Regions from separate parts of the Mus musculus genome. Here regions 2 and 3 are each linked to region 1. A link is a loop called in an ENCODE intact Hi-C map of the cell type or tissue named here. Cell type or tissue: heart. All regions are shown on one strand. Each heading gives the region's core, and the rest is flanking DNA. Links, peaks and the distances in the headings are about the cores only.

What was found. A loop is a pair of places that touch in the nucleus more often than their neighbours do. Peaks named below come from ENCODE experiments on the same cell type or tissue, not always from the same donor. Only the 100,000 strongest peaks of a DNase experiment are listed, where the experiment ranks them.
Region 2: it touches region 1 in a loop (4-fold over the local background); 10 of 42 quality-filtered maps call a loop at or near these places.
Region 3: a loop joins it to region 1, with 2.5 times the contacts of the local background. A loop is called at or near these places in 5 of 42 quality-filtered maps.

What each region holds. Positions count from the first base shown.
Region 1 is chr2:156,807,013-156,811,666 of GRCm38, reverse strand. No RefSeq gene overlaps it. Among named protein-coding and RNA genes, the nearest start is that of Gm14230, 29 kb to the left of the region's middle. In heart, for the core only: a CTCF peak has its summit at 1,999 (motif pointing left); a DNase peak (open chromatin) is centred at 1,966; H3K27ac peaks cover 483 bases.
Region 2 is chr2:157,093,261-157,097,914 of GRCm38, reverse strand. Tldc2 (TBC/LysM associated domain containing 2) reads right to left here. Exons shown (of 6, transcript NM_001177439.2): 5 at 2,546-2,619; 6 at 967-1,569. The coding sequence ends at 1,434. Samhd1 (SAM domain and HD domain, 1) reads left to right here. Exons shown (of 16, transcript NM_018851.4): 16 at 1-381. Among named protein-coding and RNA genes, the nearest start is that of Tldc2, 8.6 kb to the right of the region's middle. In heart, for the core only: a CTCF peak has its summit at 2,680 (motif pointing right); a DNase peak (open chromatin) is centred at 2,684; H3K27ac peaks cover 1,157 bases.
Region 3 is chr2:157,029,042-157,033,695 of GRCm38, reverse strand. Soga1 (suppressor of glucose, autophagy associated 1) reads left to right here. Exons shown (of 15, transcript NM_001164663.1): 7 at 313-438; 8 at 2,678-2,908; 9 at 3,073-3,177; 10 at 4,049-4,216. Among named protein-coding and RNA genes, the nearest start is that of Dsn1, 24 kb to the right of the region's middle. In heart, for the core only: a CTCF peak has its summit at 2,698 (motif pointing right); a DNase peak (open chromatin) is centred at 2,695.

The DNA of each region.
Region 1 (4,654 bases), core at 492-4,491:
ACTCATACTTTGCTCTCTTTGTGGCCGCTGGCAGTAATTGGGCCATCTTGGAGCACAGCCTCGCTGTCCTCTGTGTACCCAGGTAGCTGACTAAGCTTGGGGACAGGACTCCTGCCACCTGTGTAAGTGCCCCTGGGCAGAGGTCTTTCTTCTCAAGGGACAGTCAAATGTGCTTCCTCTTTGCATGGCTTTGAGCCTGCCTTGATTGGGCTTTTGCCAGTTCCTGAGATGCCCTCAAGGCATCCTTTTCTCATTTTTATTAGCATTTATTAATTGTACAAAGTAATGGGTCTCATTATGACATTTTATACATGTGTATAATAGTCTGTGGTCATCTTCCATCCCTTATTATCATATTCTGGTCCCCCAAGGCATCTTTTCTATTGCCTTGGTGCAAAGCACTTGACTTTTTTTTTTTTTTTTTAATGGCAGGGTTTCTCTGTGTATCCCTGGCTGTCTTGGAACTCACTCTGAAGACCATGCTAGCCTCAAACTCAGAGATCCACCAGTTTCTGCCTACTGAGTGCTAGGATTAAAGGTGCGTGCCACCACGGCCCAACATACGTGATCTCTTTTTACAATAAAATATGTATTATTACTTTATTAGTATGAGTGTTTTGCTTGTGTGTATGTCTGTGTACTACAGTTCTGCCTGGTGCCTGTGGAGGCCAGAAGAGAGCACTGGAGTCTCTCTTCACTGAAGTGAAGTCACTGAAGTGGTTGTGAGCTGGGGATTGGACTTGAGTCCTCTGGAGAGCAGCCAGTGCTCTTAGCTGGAACCATCTCTTCAAACTTGGCTTCCTTGTAACACTCCACCATCAGTCAGTCCTTGCCCCAACTTACACAGGTGTTTCTGACTAAATGACGTGTGTGTGTGTGTGTGTGTGTGTGTGTGTGTGTGTGCGCGCGCGCGCGCGCACCTGTTCTGCTCTTTTTGTTCCTTTTTTTTTTTTATGTATATGAGTACACCATTACTCTCTGTAGGCACACCAGGAGAGGGCATCAGATCCCATTACAGATGGTTGTGAGCCACCATGTTGTTGCTGGGAATTGAAGTCAGGACCTCTGGAAGAGCAGTCGGTGCTCTTAACCGCTGAGCCATCTCTCTAGCTCCTTTGTTCCTTATTCTTACTGTAGACCTGGGTGACAACAGCTAACAGTGCTGCTACAGCCAGAATGCTGGGTTGACTTGAAATATTCATCAGATTCAGCCCCTTACCTTCGAACTCAGCCTCCTACAAAGTCTCAGCGCGGGGACAAATGTCGGACGCCTGCAGCATTGTCTGGCTTCCCTGGCTCTCCACTTCAGCTTTCTCACGTTCTCACCTCAAATCTGTTCGGAAGGTTTCTGGCCCACGTGATCAGATCTTCGAGTAGTGTGTTTGCTGCGTCTTAACGTCTGTCATTCTGTTAGTTACACTTGGTGTCACTTTGCCAAAGTACTTGACGTGAACAGCTCAGGAAGGGAAAGACGCGTTTATGTACAGGATGCCGCAGATCTCAATTCATAGGCCCCAGCTCTGATTCCCCAGCGCCTTGGGGAAAAGGAACTGGTACGTGAGGGTGGGGGCGGGGGGGGGGGGGCATGTGGCAGACTCTCACCTCCTGTCAGACTCTGGGCCAGGAGAATTTCTGATGGGATGCTAGGAGCCCTTGCTAAACGAACTGGGTAGGGGTCCTGGTTAGAAGGAGGGCCAAGTGGAGGCCTCAGACGCCATTCTCAAGCATCTGGGCTGAGTGGGGAAGTTTGGTCAGGCACAAGGGCCTTGGGAGGAAGCCTGACTTCCTCCCTCAACCTCTGCAGATGCCATCTTCTCCCAGAACCCTCAGTGGTTATTGGGTTCTTGAGGGTTCCTTCGGCCTGTGGCCACTGGGGCCTTAGATAGCATCCTGGCTTTTTAGATAGACCACAAGTTCTGAAGAGGAAGCAACATCCCAGCTGGGAATTCTGGGACCTAGGTCTCCAGTTTATGCAGTGTCCTTGGGTGGCCCCTAGTGGCAAGATATGGTAACACTTTGTGTTTTTGAGGCAGGGTCTCATGTAGCCCTGGCTGTCTTTGAACTCTTTCTTGCTCCTCTCAGGTACTGGGATTAAAGGTGTCTTCCTCCACGTCCTGCTTAGCTGAATTGAATGCGTCTCCATTCGCCAGCAAATCCAGTATGTACTTGTGCACCAGATGTCTTAATTAGGTTTTACTGCTGTGAACAGACACCATGACCAAGGCAACTCTTATAAGGACAACATTTAATTGGGACTGCCTTATAGGTTCAGAGGTTCAGTCCAGTATCATCATGGTGGGAATATGGCAGCATCCAGACAGGTGGAGGCAGAGCTGAGAGTTCTACATCTTCATCTGAAGGCAGCTAGTGGAAGATTGACTTCTAGGAAGCTAGGACAAGGGTCTTAAAGCCCAAGCCCACAGTGACACACTTACTCCAACAAGGCCACACCTCTAAATAGTGCCACTCCCTGGGCTAAGCACATACAAACCATCACAGCAGGTTTTGTCGATACCTTTACTTTTTTTTTAATTACTTTATTTTAAATTAAGTGCGCATGTGTGGGTCTGTGCACATGCTGCCAGTGCCTTTGGAGGGTAGAGGAGGCAGCTGCTCCTGGGGCTGGAGTTAGAGGAATTGTGAGTGGCTCAATGTGTATGGGAGATGGGACTCGGATTCTGGTCTCTTCATTCTGGTCCTCTTCAATAGTAGTGTGTTCTCTCAACTGTTGAGCCATCTCTCCAGCCTTCTGATGCATTGCCTTTTATTTATTTTATTTTAATGGGTATGGATGGCTTGTCTGCTTGCACATCTATGCCCCACATGTGTGCCTGCTGCCTCAGAGGCCACAAAGAGGGCATCAGATTTCCCTGGAACTGGAGTTGCAGACAGTCATCAGTGCTACAAATTGAGCTCAGCTCCCGGAGGCACAGCCAGTGCTCTGACCGCTGAACCATCTCTCCAGCCCTGATACATTTACTGTGGATGCAAGCCCTAGATGGATATTCTTTCATGATTGCTTGCTTTGTTTATTTTTGGAGGTGAGGGTCTCACTTTGTAGCCCCAATCTGCCTGCCTCTACCCACTGAGTGCTGGGACCAAAGGTGTGCACCGCGCAGGCCCCGTGCGATGGCTGTTCCTGCCATCAACTTGATGTAACCGGAAAGAATACACCTCAGCTGAGGAAATGGCTCAATCATATGGGTCTGGGCAGACCTGTATGGCATTTTCTTGACGCTTGACTGACGCAGGAGGGTCTAGCCCGGTGTGAGTGTAAGCATGGAATAAGCATGCGTTCCTCCATGGCCTCTGCTTGGGTTCCTGCTCCAGGCTCCTACCTCAGCTTGCCTCTGTGACTGACTGCAACCTGTAAGTCAGATGATGACTCTCCTCTTCCCAAGTTTGCTTTGGTTAGTGTTTTATCCCAGCTCCAGAAAGCACACGAGGACATCTTGGTACTTTGCCTTTACTCCATGAGGTTTATCAGGATTTGCTTTCAACTGTATGCATGTGCATGTCCATGTATACATGTGTGTGTATACACACACACATACATATACACATATACATTTATACACACACATACACATATACATATATACACACACACACGTATATATATATATCTCCATATATACATATATATGGAGAGAAAGAGAGAGAGAGAGAGACTTATTTTGAGATGTGTACTGGATCTCATTGTGTAGCACAGGCTGGCATCCGTTGCTGGGATTACTGTTGTACCCGACCATGCCCAGCTTAATCTCCTAGATTGGATGCAGCTTCGCAGCTTCGGTGGTTTAGAATTATCTGAATTGGGGGCTGGAGAGATGGCTCAGAGGTTAAGAACACTGACTGCTCCTCCAGAGGTCCTGAGTTCAATTCCCAGCAACTACATGGTGGCTCACAACCATCTGTAATGGGATCCAAAGCCCTCTTCTGGTGTGTCTGAGGACAGCTACAGTGTACTCATATACCTAAAATAAATAATTCAAAAAAATAAAAAGAATTGTCTGAATTGAATTAAGCAAACTAATTTCTCTTATAAACCTATGGTCAACACTTTATAAACCCATTTAGTTTTGTTGTGTTTTGAGACAGAGCCTTTTTTTTTAAAGATTTATTTACTATTATACATAAGTACGCTGTAGCTGTCTTCAGAGATACCAGAAGAGGGCATCAGATCTTATTATGGGTGGTTTCGAGCCACCACATGGCTGCTGGGATTTGAATTCAGGTCCTCTGGAAAAAGCAGTCAGTGCTCTTACCCACCAAGCCATCTCGCCAGCCGGCCGAGACAGAGTCTTAACGATTGGCCTAGAACTCAAAGAGACCCACCTGCCTTTGCCTCCTGGGTGCTGGGGTTGAATGTGCACCACCACAGCCGGCTCCTCTCAGTATTGATAACAACTGTTCGAGGTACAGGGTGATATCTTGGGTTTATAGATGAAAGCTGAGCCTCACAAAGGCTAACTAACTTGCCCAAGACCAGTGGAGTGGCTCCGTGGTGGAGCACTTGCCCAGCATGCCCCAGGCCAGGGTGTTGATTGGCCAGTTAAGTTCTGTTAATGGTGGTGTTCCTCTGGCTTCAGGGTTCCATGTGACATCAGGAGGCACCTCGTGTGTTTGTGTAAGACGGCGAGGGTGGACCTGA
Region 2 (4,654 bases), core at 351-4,350, 290 kb before region 1:
TAGCCACGTTCTGTCTTGTCCACTCATGGGTGAAGAGTATTTGGTGTGTCTGCCACTATGGGGTCATAAATGCACACGGGAGGTGCTAGCTCCCCCACTAGCCACGGTGCCTCTGTAGATCCACGAGACAGCTAGGGGTCCCCCTCCCCTTTGTGTGCCCAGACTCAAGGTTAAGAAGTGGAAAGTTTTCTGCGAATATTTTTGTATTTTTGCCAGTCTATATTTTTTAAATCATTATGGTTTATTGTGGAGTTTTGTAGTCCTAATTTTGTACCATGGTATGTGGGAAACAAATCTGACCCATTTTCTGCCTTTGATGCTGTTTTCCTTGTGAGTACCTGTGTCGTTTACGAGACTGCATTAAAAATGGAGATTTTAACAGCTTAGTCTCTCGAGTTACTGAATACTGTCAGCTTGCTGTAAATAGAACCACAGGTTTAGTGACGGTGACATCAGTTGGGTAGGGGACAGCTGCCATAAAGCTTTCATGAGCGTTTCTATCCTGAAACTAGAGGCAAGCTCCTTAATCGCAGACTCTCATACCCTGCATGCCCGGTTTGGATTCCTGTACGAAGGAATATATTCTGTAGGGCCCACATAGATGCTTCTTGGTGTCACAGCATTGTGTGGGGTCTGCAGGACAGTAGTACGGACAAGGTCCCAGGTACTTGGTTTTCCTCACCAAAATAAAAGCAGGCTATAGCCGGCTCCTTTCCAGCAGAAGGCAGACCATGCACGGGAAGGGTATGGGGGCGTAAGCTCAAAGACTCTCGTGCCTGAAAACAAGCTCTTTCCTCTCAAGCCCCCTGGGTTCTGTCTACAGAGGTTCAGCCTCCGTCCAGATCTACATAATGTCCAAGCGTAGCTCTATGTCTGTCCTGTGAGATCAAGTGACAGATGTGTGAGCGCCTGACCCGTGGCTGGCCTTCAGCGGTGCCATTTGGGCTCCAGAAGAGACAACAGAGAGTGAATGATGCTTCTCTTTATTAGTTTTAGAAGTGGAACCCAGGCTCTTAAAGTAAAAGTAATCTCTCAAACACAAAAGAGAAGTGCGAGTGCGAGTGTGTGTGTGTGTGTGTGTGTGTGTGTGTGTGTGTGTGCGCGTGCGTGCCTGTGCATGTGTGTGCACACCGTGCATACACCCGACTTGACTTAATATGAATATGTTATGGGGGAGGGGTAGGATTTTTGCTTTGTTTGTTTTGTTTTTTGATCTTCTAGGGATTGTCAAATCCCATAAAGACAAATTGTATGCTTCTTCAGTCAATGTCTTTCACACCTTATAATCAGCTCTGCTGAAGAGCAGTGGCTGCCCCTGTTCTTGGGTTTTCAAGCCATAAGGAGGCTGGCTGAGAGCCACAGTCCACATGAGGGTTCTTCCCCATCCTGAGTTGGGCAGAATGGCTGCCCTGTGTGAGGAGGCCCGGGAGGCGTCAGCTCAGAACCCAGGCCTCCAGCTCCTTGATGCAGAACTGCTCCCTGCGGGCCAGCACTTCATTGTTGAAGGTCGCACAGGGGTAGCTTCCGCCATGGTACAGGTCTCCGTCCAGCCACAGCCCAAACTGGCCACTGAAGAGAGAGGGAACGAGCTCTGGAGACAGCTCTGTAGGTACAATGTCTGTTACTCGGGCACGAGGACCTGCCCCCAGCACCAACATAAAAAGCCAGATAACATAAAAACCCTAGCACAGGGAGGGCAGCACACGGGGCCTAGGCCGCTTCAATGATATGGTGGAGATGGACTGTGGAGGACATCTAGTGTCAGCCTCAGTTCTCCATATGCGTGTGCATGCACGCACACACGGGGAATCTCGGCACGGTTGTGCCATGTGCTAGGCCTCTGTGACTGGCTGCCATCACCACACGACCACTGTCCCTCCATCATGGCTGTTCTCATCCCTTCCAGCTCATCAGGATTTGGGGCCTCCTCATGTGCTCTCTAGCGTACAGGGCATTTTTTTAAACAAGCCATTGGTTTTAATAACTTACACAGTGGTCCAGCTATCACCTCAACCCTGTTTTAGAACATTCTCATCACATTTGAAAGAGAACCTGGGCTGGAAGCAGGAAGTGGATGGGTAATCAGCGATGGCCGATGTGCCCTGTGTCCTGCTGCCCCTCAGTGGAGCTGAGCTGATAGAGGAATGCTTTTATTTTTACCTTCAGGGTATAACTTAATGTGCTTCCACATAGGGCTCACCCCAGGGTGAGAACAACCTTTGTTTTTTCCTAACTCCCACGCCTGCCCCCAAACTCACAGACTGTGTTCTTAGCCAGATGCACATCTTCTATCAAGCCTTGTCCCATGGGACTCGGAACTCTGGGACTTCCCCATCTTGTGACTCCTCGTTCCCAGTCACGTCACACTAAGATGTCACTAAGCGTGTGATGGGGATGGGCTGGTTGAGTGTGGCCATCCAGGCATGAGACGTGGTGCTGATGCCAAAGGGCATTGCAGTCTGCCTGAGAGGAACACACCTTGCCCATTCTACCCTTGGGAAAGGGCCATGGGCCACCCCAGGATGTGGGGGACAGAGACACGCACCTTCCACTGCCCATCATCAGTGAGTCCAGGTCTCCTTTCACAAAAAAAGAGTTGTGCCCTGTCCACTTAAAGACCTGAGTGAAGAGGAAAAGGAAAAGCGGGGTCACCTCTGAGTGCTGTCGTTGCAGGCTGACTCCAAGCCACATGGTGGCAGTGTTGTGTAGGGACTGGAGGCTTCTGGACCCAATGAGTTCCAGGAAAGACTGGGCTGCCAGGCCTTAATATTTCCATTTCCTTGGTCTTCACCCCTTATGCCCTCTGCCACAGATCCCCTGCATCCTGGCAGTGCCAAATAAATGCTAACAATCAAACCTCCAAAGCTTCCTGCTTTCAAAGCTAGAAAGAGGGAGGCAGCTAGGCCTAGAGCTGGAATGGAACTGCCTTTAGACCACCCTATCTGACCTAAGACTCCCCGTGAACCCCTGTGAATTTCCGTCCCACTATCTAGGTCACAGCCTCCTCCTGATCTCATGCCATATACTTCCCACAACCCTCTCCATAGTGACCTGCGTGGCCCACCAACTTTAAATCACACTATATGTCTTCTACCTAAAGCCTTCTGGCACCCCTCCACTGTGAAGGAGACAGAATTCAGTCCTCCAGCCAGCGTGCACCTGCCCCCATCCTTGCTTTCCTCCGTGCCCTCTCCTCCCCTTAGGTACTGCACCTGAGCCACACTGGCCTTCCTTTTCACCAACACCTGAAGGTGCTCATGCCTTAGGGCCTCCCTACGTTCAGACCCGTCTGTCCACAGACCTCCCCAACCCAGGCTTTTCTCCCCAAGGGTCATTTCTTACCCTACAGCCTGAGTGCCATTGCAGAGAGCCCCTGATTGATTTCCCTAGGCATCTACTAGCTCTGAGACAGCTCCATTTGAGCAGTGCTCGCTCGCCTTGTCTGCCCCGCTACAATGTAGTTCTAGAACGCCCTGGGTGCCTTGCCACACTCATGAATTAAAAGGACGAAGACTAAAGAACCAAAATAGGCAATAAAGTTGCTTTTAAAGGGCCCCAAAGTCCAGTATGTTGCTTCCTGTAATTCGATGTCCCAATCACAAGGAACAACTCCTCTTCCCCAACCCCGGAAGAATAGAAAGGTAAAGGCCAGACTGTGAAGGGGTGCGAAGGGGTGCGATAAAGCTAAGGAGTCAGCACAAGAAGACGGGACTTCTGTATCAATTCTGCACTTCCTCTGCTGTCTTCAAGGACGTGTCCTTCTGATTGGAAAGAGCAAGATAAACATTGCTACGGAAGAAACTAAGACAAAGTTCCACGTGTTACTTGGAGTAGCAGTTACTTGTGCAATTACTGGGAACTCATAAAGAGCTCGGGCCAAGACACAGGCAAGAATCAAGTTTTTCAAAGTATGGGATGACCGTGACCCCCTGGAAGTAATGGATTTCATGTAATAATATTTTTTTTTAGCACTTATGCACCAGGCCCAGTTAGGCATTGGGTAGAACAGTAAAACACAATGAACAAAACAACTGCCTCGGAGACATGTAGAGGGAAGGCAGATAAAGGGCTAAGAAATGGTATGTTACATACGCTAGAAAGAGAAGTGACACTTGGAGGCAATAAGGATTTAGAGGGAATGGTCACTTAAAACAAGGTAGCCAGGGCAGTCACTGTGATGGGGACAGCAGGATAGTCCTGAGGCTGGTGTGTACGGATCCAGTGGAAGGGCTGCTGAGCAGAACAAAACGTGCGGAGGCCCTGGGTCAGGGTGGGCTTGGGTTTTTGCCTTCCAGTTTAGGCCGGCATTGCTGGGGCAAAGTGAGGGAAAAACAAATAACCAATATTAGAAAGAGGTTGGAGAAGAGTCATGGTATATGCACATCACGAGAAGAGCCACAGGGGAAGCAAGGGCAGTCATCAGAGAACCAAATCCCCGGCTCTGATGATAGCAAGCAGCCGGAGGCTCCAACAAGACGATGTTGGTTCAAGAGGAAAATGCTAGAGCTTTGGGCTTTTAGTATGAGCTGCAGGAAGGGTGACCAGCCTACAGCCTTGGGGACACCTTTGCCTTTCACCCAAGAAGGGAAAGTTCCTTGCCGCTGACAGAGGCAGAGAACAGGTATGTTCTGTTGTTAGCAAGGCCGTCCACACC
Region 3 (4,654 bases), core at 351-4,350, 220 kb before region 1:
TTTAATCAGTTAATTTGATCAATTAAAGAGACTATGAACAACGTTGTGACTTACATTGAGTTTGCACAGGATTTTTCTTTTCTGCAGCTACGTTTGCAAGAGAGAAATGTTAAAATTATATTGGGAAGATTTGACACGTACTGTTTTGTGTAATTGTCCTGATGACCCGCTAGGCAAGGACAGTGCTGTGCCTCGTAGAGGTGACTCCCATCCAGTTTTCTGTTGACTCCTTACTGCTTCTGTTCTTTGACCACAGCCTGTGTCTTCTCCTTCCTCCTTGTCTGTCCCCTCCACCCTACCTCCCTCCTGCAGATCAAGGATCTTCAGCTGGTCCTGGCCGAGGCCCACGACAGCCTCCGGGGCTTGCAAGAGCAGCTGTCCCAGGAGCGGCAGCTCCGGAAGGAGGAGGCTGACAGCTTCAACCAGAAAATGGTCCAGGTGGGTTTGTACCACAGGTTTGTGTTTTTTGTTTTTTTACTGACTATAGCTTGTCTCAGAAGGGAAGGTAAAGGGGCCATGGGATAGCTCTTTGGTAGAACACTTGACCAGCGCGTGAGAAGCTCTGGGTTCTGTTCCCAGCATAGGAAGAAATCAAACACTACTAAAAAGAAGGGGACAACACTGGGGAAACCCAAGCTTCCCCACCCCTGCGCTCTGCCAGTTTGTGGTTGTCAGCAGCTACACTGAGCTGGAGCCAATCACATGGTAATAGTTTTCTGGGTGACGGTGAGCCTGCTTAATATTTCTGGGTCTTGCTTGGTTGTGTTTGTTTGAGAAAGGGTTTCTCCGTGTAGCCCTGGTTATCCACTTGATATGTTGACTGGGTTGATTTTAACTCACAGAAATCCTCCTGCTTCTGTCTCCCGGGTGCTGGGATTAAAGACATACAGCACCACGCCTGTCTCTGTTTCATGTCTTTTTTTAAAAAAATTTTTTTTAAAGAATTTTTACTTTTAATTACATGTAGATGTGTATGTAAATGTGCATGCCTGTGTAGGTATGTGTGTATGTATGTGTATATATATATATATATGCATGTTTGTGTAAGTGTATGTGCATAGATGCATGTCTGTGTAGGTGTCTGCAGAAACCAGAAGTGTCAGGTTTCCTTTGATCTGCCTAATGTGGGTGCTAGGAATTGAATCCGGGTCCTAGTACTCTTAACCACTGAGCCATTTCTCCAGCTCTTGTTTCATCTCTTGGCCTCAGTTTCCTGTCTGTGAAATGGTGCCCGTATCAAACCTGGCTGTGGATCAGATCTATAATAGCATTTCTTTCTTTAAAAAAAAAAGATTCATTTTATTTTATATATATGAGTACACTGTAGCGGTCTTCAGACACACCAGAAGAGGGCATCAGATCTCATTACAGATGGTGGTGAGCCACCGTGTGGGTGCTGGGAATTGAACACAGGACCTCTGGAAGAGCAGTCAGTGCTTTTAACCGCTGAGCCATCTCTCCAGCCCCTGTAATAACATTTCTTTTCTTTTCTTTTCTTTTCTTTTCTTTTCTTTTCTTTTCTTTTCTTTTCTTTTCTTTTCTTTTCTTTTCTTTTCTTTTCCTTTCTTTCTTTCTTTCTTTCTTTCTTTCTTTCTTTCTTTCTTTCTTTCTTTCTTTCTCTTCTTTCGAGACAGGGTTTCTCTGTGTAGCCCTGGCTGTCCTGGAACTCACTTTGTAGACCAGGCTGGCCTCGAACTCAGAAGTCCCCCTGCCTCTGCCTCCTGAGTGCTGGGATTAAAGGTGTATGCCACCATACCCGGCTATAACATTTCTTAAACCTTAATGTTGAGGCTGGTGAGATGGGTAAAGACACTTGCCACCAAGCCTCACAACTTGGGTTTGATCCCCAGGACCCACACAGGGAGAGAGAGCTAACCTGCCTGAGTCTTCTGACCAGCACACACATGCCACGGCAGCCATGCCCACCCATACACATACAAAACAGTAAGAGAGTGTAAAAATTAAAAAGCACCTCATTGGACGGCCCGTGGAACCCACCGTGAACACATGATAGCCTGCAGGCCTCATACTCCTCCCTTATAAGATACCCTCACTTTACCGATTGGTGGTGCGTGGTAGGATGAACTGAAGAGGCAGGCAGACTGCAGACAGGAGCACAGAGCAGTCCAGTCGTGCTTTGCTCAGAGCTGTACATCCCAGGCTCCCTTAGCTGTGAACCAGTGTTACTTACTCCCTGGGGTGCTTCTTGTTTCTCAGCCTTCTTTAACCCAGCATGCCTTGCTCTGCACCCACCCTCTCTCTGCCGTCCCCACTCACCAGTGTGAGCACGTGGGAAACACCTGCTGCTCTGTGGGTGCTCAGAGTATGGTGTCCAGAGATCGTTCCTCAGGCTGTTTGCTCAGGGTTTTGAGATGGGATCCCTCCCTGGCACCTGGGCTCACCTATGAGACTACGCTGGGCGGCTGAGCTTTCATAGGTGGGTTCTGGAGAGTGAACTCTGGTCTTTGTGCTTGTCTAGAGGGCACTTTAGTGACTGCTCTCTCCAGCCCACTGCTGCTGCTTGTGAGAGTTCTTCTTCCCAGGATACAATGGGCTGCTGGTAGTAGAAGCCCTGGCGGGGGGTCCCCAGTAGGCACTTGCCATCAGTGTTCCCCTCTACCCTTGTCTGGTTCTGCAATCAACTGGGGCCTCCCTTGCTCACCCCTGTCAATGACAGCTGAAGGAAGACCAGCAGAGGGCGCTGCTGAGACGGGAGTTTGAGCTGCAGAGTCTGAGCCTCCAGCGGCGACTGGAGCAGAAGTTCTGGAGCCAAGAGAAGAACATCCTGGTGCAGGAGTCCCAGCAGTTCAAGCACAACTTTCTGCTGCTCTTCATGAAGCTCCGGTGGTTCCTGAAGCGCTGGCGGCAGGGCAAGGTTCTGCCCAGCGAAGAGGATGACTTCCTGGAGGTATGGCTGAGCATAGCCTTAGCGCGGGGCTGGAAGAATGGGAGCGTGGCACCTGAGTTCTGCCTCTTGTCCCTAACAGTACCTGGTTGGGAGTAGGTCACATGCTATCTGGACTGCTTGCCGCCGGGGTCTCCCGGTTTGTTGAATGTGGTTTCTCAAACCAGGTGAACAGCATGAAGGAACTGTACCTGCTGATGGAGGAAGAGGAGATGAACGCCCAGCACTCGGATAACAAGGCCTGCACAGGGGAGAGCTGGACCCAGAACACGGTGTGTTTAACCCCTTCGGGTCCTACCTTAACTGTGTGTAACTCGTTCATTAATGAGCGCTTCCTGCTATCTTCTCAGCCCTGACAGGACACAGGGTCTGTGGATGCTTATTGCTTGGATTCTGGCCCACCAGTTTCTCAGTGCTAGGGGGACATGCCAGGGTAGTGACAGAAGGCCAATGTCACAAGTAAGGGAAGCAGTTCGCCCGTTTGTTTTATAGGAAACAGTGTTAGAGAATGGGGGTCCCGTGTCCGTGCGTTTCCATGGATGAATAGGGGCTTGTCCAATTCAGAATAGGGAAAAAAGGCCATATTGAACCCAGAGGACAGCATGTGCTGAGGTGTGGCAAGATGTGCTGGAGTGCTGCTGGCCAGTGGGACATTGTGGGAGGGTGAGGATATACCAGGCCAGGGACATACGAAGAGAGACCTTAAGTAAGAACTGTCAAATCAAGCCACAGGTTGGAGAGGGCGGTGGAGTCACCCCCTAGGGTTCTATAGTGAGCTAGAGTGAGGGCGAGCAGTGTGAAAGGCACCAGGAAAGAGGTTTGGGATCCAGTCTGGCGCCATTTGAGGGACATCAGTCAGAGAGGAGAGACCTGCAGCCTGGAGCCCGCTAAGCCTAGGTGAGGTTGTTTCTCTGCGTTTGGGCAGAGTAGCTGCTCCTGGAATAGACTTCATTGTGTATGAGACTTGCTGCTCAGCTGAGCTATTTAGGACAGGCCTTCAGCCCCATTTTACTGGTGAGAGGACCTGAGGAGAGCTCTCTGGAGCTGGTAGGGCCCCAGCTGGACTCCTGGGTGAGTCTGCTATGCCAGGGCTGCCCTTTCTGCCTTCATAAAGTTCCTGACCAGGCCTTACTCTGCCGGCAGCCTAATGAGTGCATCAAGACCCTGGCCGACATGAAGGTCACCCTGAAGGAGCTGTGCTGGCTGCTCCAGGACGAGCGTCGGGGTCTGACTGAACTTCAGCAGCAGTTCGCAAAGGCCAAGGCCACCTGGGAGACAGAGCGTGCAGAGCTCAAGGGCCACGCCTCGCAGGTAAGCCTCCCTGCTTGTTAGGGACGGTCCCTTCCTTTTTCCCGGCCCAGCTCTAGACAGGCAGGTCTCGGAGGAGGATGCTAAGGATGCACAGGGTCCCCTGCACCTCACCGTGTGCCCCAGAGAGATTGACAGGAATGTAGGCTGCACTGTGGACTCACAGAACGCTTCCACGCCAGCCTGCGCGTCATATCCTGCATGGCTCCTAATAGACCGGACTAGGGTGTTGAGAGGGTGAAGAAAAGACAGACAGACACAAGGATACACAGATAGCTGGGATCAGGCGATCTGGACTCTCTATGGAGCTCTGGAAACTCAGCCTATTTACCATGAAGTTGGTGGTCATTAATGCAGATAACCCGGGTGGTGGGGATTATGGTGTACCACAGTATCAGGGGACAAGCTCAGCAAATCTGAGCAGGAGCGCTCTGTAGGGGA